Regions from separate parts of the Homo sapiens genome. Here region 2 is linked to region 1. The links are chromatin contacts, found by Hi-C or POLR2A ChIA-PET in ENCODE. All regions are on one chromosome and are shown on one strand. Each heading gives the region's core, a stretch centred on a gene start or an enhancer-like site at or near the end of the contact. The rest is flanking DNA. Distances are from core to core; before and after follow the strand shown.

Region 1 (3,349 bases), core at 596-3,095:
TAGAGAATGAAAGTTCGGTATGTATTTGATTTGTTCTATATTGAATTTTTATGTTCTGTATTCCTTTTATACAACTCAGAAGAGTAAGCCTGATGTTTTAAATTTCTCCTTTTTTTTGAAAAATAAAGACCCAATTAAATTGCCTATTTTGAATTGATCTTCAATTATTTCTACCATCTTTTCAGCCACTGATTCTAAAAGGAAACAAGTCCTTGCCTTCACCCTTAAATTATTTTTATACAATCAGAATTTTTCATTTGCAGAAAAAAAGGAGAAGGGCTGTCAATTTTTTTCCTGTAGTCAGGATTCTGGTGATCACTGCTTATAATATAGACTTCAATTATTGACTTTTCTTTAGAAGAAAATGAGAATTGATGTTTCTGCCTTTCTATAATTTTGGGCATATATCTTTGTATACCCCTAGCCTCAAATCCATTCTACCCTTGCCACACCTCTCCTCTCCATTTTAAATGAAGAATTCTGCTTAGGAGAAATTGTTTTCTCCCTTTTAACATTCTCATCCAGCCAAATAATTTTCTTGCTTCCAAACCTCATCTACTTTCTGATTTAGGCAGAAGACAGCAGATTCTAAAATTATAGCACCTTGGGGTTAGGAGAGATTAGTGAAGGTATCTAACTTAACTCAGTTGCTATGGCTTAACTTAGTCTCCTTGGCTTAAAGGATGGGACAAGAAATAAGGCTTATTAATTATTCAACTCTATAAACATTTATAAAGCCAGGTACTGGTAGACACCAGGGATTCAGAAATGAATAATCCATGATGATTGTCTTCAGGAAGCTCATAGTCTAGTGGTTGGAAAGATAAGTAAACAATTAGCAAATACAGAAGTGAATTAACTGCCATGAGAGAAAGGTACTATGGGAGCATGTAATCCAGGCTGTGAGGCTTTCTTGAAAATGGGATGCCTGACCTGGGCCTTGAATAATGAAACCTCAGAAATCCTCAAACTTTAGAAAGAGTCTCTTTGTGAAAGCATGATGTTCAAAATGTAGTTGCGGTGGGAGAAGTTACTATAGGAATAACTGTAAAAATGTCATCTTTATACTCAGGATGGCATGGCATGGTGTCTGTGTGGTTTATTGGCAATGGCAAGCTTATTGCTTTTAATGCCGTAATTTTCACAGGGTCACCGTTCTACTTTTTCTGCTGTATGTGTTACATAAAACTGTACTTCTTCCCTTTTATTGGAAAAAGTAAAAATTCCAGTAGAGGAAGCAGCTTCTTGATAATAGGATATTTTCCATGAGGCAAATTAAACCCTCGCACATTCACTTCACTCTGCTTCGCTCCCGCCTTCATGACTGTTGAGCCCAAGTCAGCTCCTTCTTCCCTGCTCTTCTTTTCCCCAGAGGCCCTCTTCTGTTGCCCTGGTGATCTGTCAGGGCCAGGATGACCTATCCTGTGCTCTCATTCAAATTGTTACGACTCAACGTATAGATTGATAATTTTCTAATTATCTTTCGCTAATGGGTATTTCGGCTAAAATCAATCTGTCCTCATTTAAGGCCATAAGAAGTGCTTAGAAAGCCAAGCTGCTTCTCCTGTCATTGTACCCAGACAGCAGGGACTATCCAGGCTCTGATTAAACATGTTCTATACCTGGAATGTTAAAGAAAATGAATCCCTTTCCGGGGTTAGAAAAAAGAGAAGTATGTGAAGGGGGAAGAAAGATGAGTCATGTGAACAGAAGTTGAATGGAATATCAACTAGAAAACTGAGCCCCACTGACGGAGCTGCTGTGTTTGATGCAGTGGGTTTAGGAACAAAGAGATTGCCCGAGTTAGGAGATGAGAAGCAGGCACTAGGGGCGCTCGCCTGCAGGAAGCAGGAACAGGAGCTCTCCGGCACACCTCAGATGCCAGTGCTGGCTGTAAAAGCCAACTTGCTGTAAAAGCCAACTTGCTCTAAACAGTGCCAGTTTTGCAGCCTCACAGGCCGACAATTACAGAAACCTCATTATACTTGAGTGGGAGCCAAGGCATGGCAGTGGCAGGGCCATGCCTTGGCCCCTACTCAAGCATAATGAGAAGCTTTCTGTAATTATCGGACCACAGCTGTGTTATCACACACAGATCTGCCCAGTCCCTGAGAGTGAGTTCCAAAACAAGAGTGCCACAGTGCTTGACAACACCTCTGCCTTCAGAGCCCTCGAACCTTGCCCGGTCCTCACTGTGGCCAGAGTGTGGCACTGACCCAGGGCCCGAGATGTTTGTTTTCTTATATTTCATAGAGTTTAATTTTAAAAGAAAAAAAAAACTGGTGAACTTGTTTAATACCCTAGACTATAGAGCCAGCTGTTAGCGGGCCTGAAAGTCAGATGCTGGCTGAGCCATTCCCTGGAACTCATTGTGGCCAGTGTCCTTCCTGTGTCAGCTGGGATGAGAGAACACAAACACTAGAGCCCAGTGTCTTATCAGAAGTTCCAGTCTGGATGTGTATCTTTCCTTCTAGGCCCAAGGGTAGGGGCTGAAAAAAAAAAAAAAAAAAAAAAACAGCACATTGCACTGCCAGTTTTGGATGTCAGTGAAAGGATTCTCAAACCACTATGTCTTTATTCCCACCATAGAGAATGGGGGACGGGCCAGAGGAGGCTCAAAATTTTCTGTATTAGAAAGGGCCATAGATGTCTGGTAGTCCAACCTCTCACTCAGTGTAGTTGCCTCCTTAAAAATATGCTAGAGCTGTCATCCAGTCTCTCCTTGGATACTTCCAGGAGCTGGCTACTCATTCCTTGATAAGGTAGTGTGATTTATATCTGAATATTCTCGGGTGTTTTTGTTCCTTTTGCTCTGCAATGGAAAGAGAAAATCATAATAGGTGTCTCCCTTGCTTTAAACTTTTCAAGGGGCTCCTATGGCCCTTAAAATCAAGTCCATGTTCACAATAGCTCTGCATGTTCAGCCCCACTCCCATCTCTCAGCCTCATCCCTTGATGTGCTCCTCTCACCCAACCAGCAGATAGAGAAACTCCAGACACTGGGACCTTCTTTCACCTCCTATAATAAGTCTTTTTCTCTCTCACTTCCAGCCTTCTCACCTGTAAATTCCTCTTCCTGGAACATTTCTTCCCAGGTTCTCCTCTCTTTACCCTGCAACCCCTACTCATCTTTTGGGTTCTTTTTTTTTTTTTTTTAAATCTGGGAAGCCTCCCTAACTTTCAACCTAGATTAACTCTCTTTGCCATAAGCATTTAGAGCACTGCCTTATGCATAGCACAGGGCTTGGAACATAGTAGAGGCTTAATAAGATTAGTTGAATGAATAAATGAGTACATGAATCCAATCTGTCCACAACTTCCACCCTCTTGTCTTAATTCTACCCTCTGC
Region 2 (3,349 bases), core at 322-2,821, 220 kb before region 1:
AAGGCCAGCACTAGTAAGGGTGCTCTTTAAATTCATCAACAGCTGGTCCAATTTCAAAACAAAGATAAAGAATCAATGAAAAACGATTTGACCAATGAGTAGAAATTACAAAATCAAGAAAGGAAAAACATAATTCAAAAGCAAATGAATAGCATGTATTATAACAAGGATGACTTAAAAGCTAAGAGGTGAAAAGAAATTTGTCTATAATTTCAAAAAGCATACAGGTATCACAGTCTTGTTTAAAAAAGATGTGAAGCAGAAGATGAAGAAAAGTCATCAATGAAGAGAAATATGAGAAATAAAAATAAATTAGAAATTAAATATTTACAAAAATAAGTGTCACATTGGATGCAATCATAAACAGAATAAACAGTATTTGATGCCACAATCAGTGACATGGAAGTGAAACTTCAAAAAAATTACACAAAATGAGAATTAAAATGAATGAGATATAAAATTATAAAAAGATCATTAGATATGGAATTCAGATGAAAGAAAAGAACAGAAAAGATGGAAAAATGCATTCAAAGATTTAATAGAAGAAAGTGTTTTTGAAATAAAAGTCTTGTTTGACTCTGAAGAGCAAATTAGGCTGTTTCCTAGGGAAAGTAACTGGTAAAGTTACTGATATTTGAAGATTAAGAAAAAAGTATCCTAAGGAAATCTTGGAGAAAAAGCAATTAACATACAAAAGGGAGCATAATTATGCTACTCTGAGATTTCTCTACAGGATACTACTTACCAAGATAATTGGAAGAATTCAATGAAATAATGTAATTATGCTAGTCCTTGGATTGCCATCAGGACATTCATAAACTTACTGAAACGATATTCAAAATATTGTTTGTGCACACATGTAAACTTTGCTGGGATAAAACCAATGTTTTTTTTTTTTTTTAACTTGATTTACAAAGAGATGACAAATAAATTAAGAACCACTGCCCTAGAGCATGTCTCCCCAGTGGTGGACGTCATGTTTCCAGGAGTGTTTTGTGTCCTTGAGTTTATTACAAGATTCTTTTTAAGAGTATGAATTTTCATTCCAATTATATTTAAAATTAATAAGAGTAGCATGTTCTCTATCATATGGATGGCCATCTAATTTTTATTTTTACTTTTTTTGACAGAGGACCTACAGGGAACTTTATATTCTTTCTTCCCTCTTCACCCGGGTACTGCCCCTTGCGAAGTCCAAGTGGGCTCCTGGCACAGGGATCCTCCATCTTCTCTGGCACCCGTGGCATTGCCAGCAGGCCAAAAGGGGCAGCTGGCATTGTTGGCTTCAGTCTGACCCAGGGTACCCAGCTGTGGTCCCCTCAGCCCACAGTAGGGGCAAGGGCTGCTTCTCCACAGTTCATAATGAAGGCTTTCAGCAATGCCCAGCTGCCTCTTCTCCAAAAGTCTGGCTTTTGAACACTCTTCTCCTTCCTGGGGAGGGTTTTTGCCCCTCTGAGGTTGGACAGGAACCAGAAGAACAGTTTATCTGCTTCATCTGTCTGTGACCTGGGGCTTACCCAGCCCCTAATCCTTCTGGCAAGCACTGTGCTTGAGCACTGTCCACACAGTGGAAACCACAGGAAACGACTTTGGCTTGTGGAGGGGGAAGAACGCGAAATGAAAACAAAAGCACACAGGAGCACATAGAAAAGCCCCATCCACTGCCCATCTCTCTCCCTGGGGGCCCCAAACAACCACTAAAATAAGACCCAAACTAAAGGCCTGCCATGCAACCCCAAAATCAATTAACCTCTCCTGAAACATGCAAAGAAACTGCCCACCTAGAAATATCCAAAATAGTCTGTGCCAATTATGAAGAGATCAACAGCTTCACCCACCCTCTCTGGAACCTCTAGTACTGACTGTGTCATCCGTGGGGTGCCCCAAGGAGGGTGGACTCTTTTCTCAAGGCCAGGACAGTGACAGTTACAAAAGGTGGTCCTTGCTTGCAGCTGAGAACTGCTTTTTCTTCAACTAACAGACAGTGACAGTGGCCTGGGCCAGAGGTATGCTTGAACTCATGAGACACCACGAAGCCCAAGAACCAGTGGTGCCTTTTAATGCACCCACCTTTGGCAGGTGGTGACAATCTCCAGGAAACCAGCACAATTCACAAATACAGATTAGGACAATGCAAGGGCTATTTCTGGTGGCAAAACACCAGCAAATAAAACTGGGCCAAGCAGGGGCAGGACACTGGAGGTGCCCTATGACCATGTCTTTTCCAGATTTGCAGCAAAGGCACCATTGGGGTTTCCCATATGACCTGTCCCATATGGCATGTGGAGTCACATGGTGAAGTCACCAAGGTGCACATGTGGGTCTCAGCTTTCTCAGCTCTGGTACCCAGACCCTGTACTCCCTGGCCCATTCTCTTCCGTACTCAATGTGGATTACCCATCCTCTACCTTGCAGCTGGGGCACAGCCTGGAGGGGAGACATCTTGGAGGTCACATATTCTACAGGATTTAATGTTGTCCATCCCCCACCTCTCCCATTTTTTTCCTTCTCCTTTTGTCTTTGTCTCATTGCTAGATGACCATCTTATGATTGAGCATTACTTTATTTTAATGTGCATGTTTACCCTTGTGTTTAGGTGACCACGTTGCACAAAAGGATCATGAAGCACCAGCATTTACATTTTAATATGCTGGTAAGCACATTGCTTTGCTCTTGTTAGCCCCCTCTAATGCCACAAATGAAAACTTTTAGCACCTGCTATTGGGCAAACATTGACTTCCTTAAACAGTTATGAGGGAAAAAAAACCTAGACTTTTGCTTTTAAAAAGCACTGAACTATGACATTATTGAATTTTGACTTAAATTACTTACATAAGAGTTGGATGTCCTATCCTGAAAACTACTATGTTTTGTAGGAATGTTCTACTTCAATTATTTTGGGTTAATGGAAAAATACAGAGGCAGAATTAATATATGATAAAAGGTCTTAAAATTATTTAAACAGAGAAAACAGTGAGATAATCAAATCATCATATGGTACACTATCATATTTGTATACGTAATATCAATGGTGAGCACTAGTATAGCTTCAGCAAAAACTTATTTTCTATATAAAATTAATATGGTTTATTTAAATTTTATTAGTTGTGTGATGTGATAAATTCAACTTTTAATTTAGATTGTATAGTTGTAAAAGGGATGATAGCACAGGCAGTTCACCCCTAGGTTTACATATATATATTTACAGGCCATTATAATTTCAAACAGAGTTTCTGTCCTCACTGTGTATCAATAAAAACAAAACAAAATAAAACAAAACAAAAACAAACAAACAAAAAATACAAATCTTCTTTTATAAGTATTTTAAAAATCCCACCCATAGCATAAT

Evidence for each region. Hi-C counts contacts between places; a loop is a spot of excess contacts on that map. ChIA-PET counts read pairs that join two places held with the same protein, here RNA polymerase II (POLR2A). Pooled maps may share reads with other maps.
Region 2: a loop to region 1 is called in a map with no recorded cell type, with 2.3 times the contacts of the local background. The contact joins two enhancer-like sites. A Hi-C loop is called at or near these places in 7 of 37 single-sample maps with no recorded cell type and 7 of 50 pooled maps. POLR2A ChIA-PET finds 5 or more read pairs at or near these places in 2 of 52 experiments (CD4-positive, alpha-beta memory T cell and naive thymus-derived CD4-positive, alpha-beta T cell).

Annotation. Positions count from the first base shown.
Region 1 is chrX:42,714,092-42,717,440 of GRCh38, reverse strand. No RefSeq gene overlaps it. Among named protein-coding and RNA genes, the nearest start is that of PPP1R2C, 62 kb to the left of the region's middle. Within about 2 kb of position 1,845, at least 4 of the 41 ENCODE cell types and tissues checked have a DNase peak (open chromatin) inside an H3K27ac peak, as active enhancers do.
Region 2 is chrX:42,932,758-42,936,106 of GRCh38, reverse strand. The region is part of intron 1 of LOC105373188 (a long non-coding RNA gene); the gene reads right to left. Among named protein-coding and RNA genes, the nearest start is that of PPP1R2C, 160 kb to the right of the region's middle. Within about 2 kb of position 1,571, at least 7 of the 41 ENCODE cell types and tissues checked have a DNase peak (open chromatin) inside an H3K27ac peak, as active enhancers do.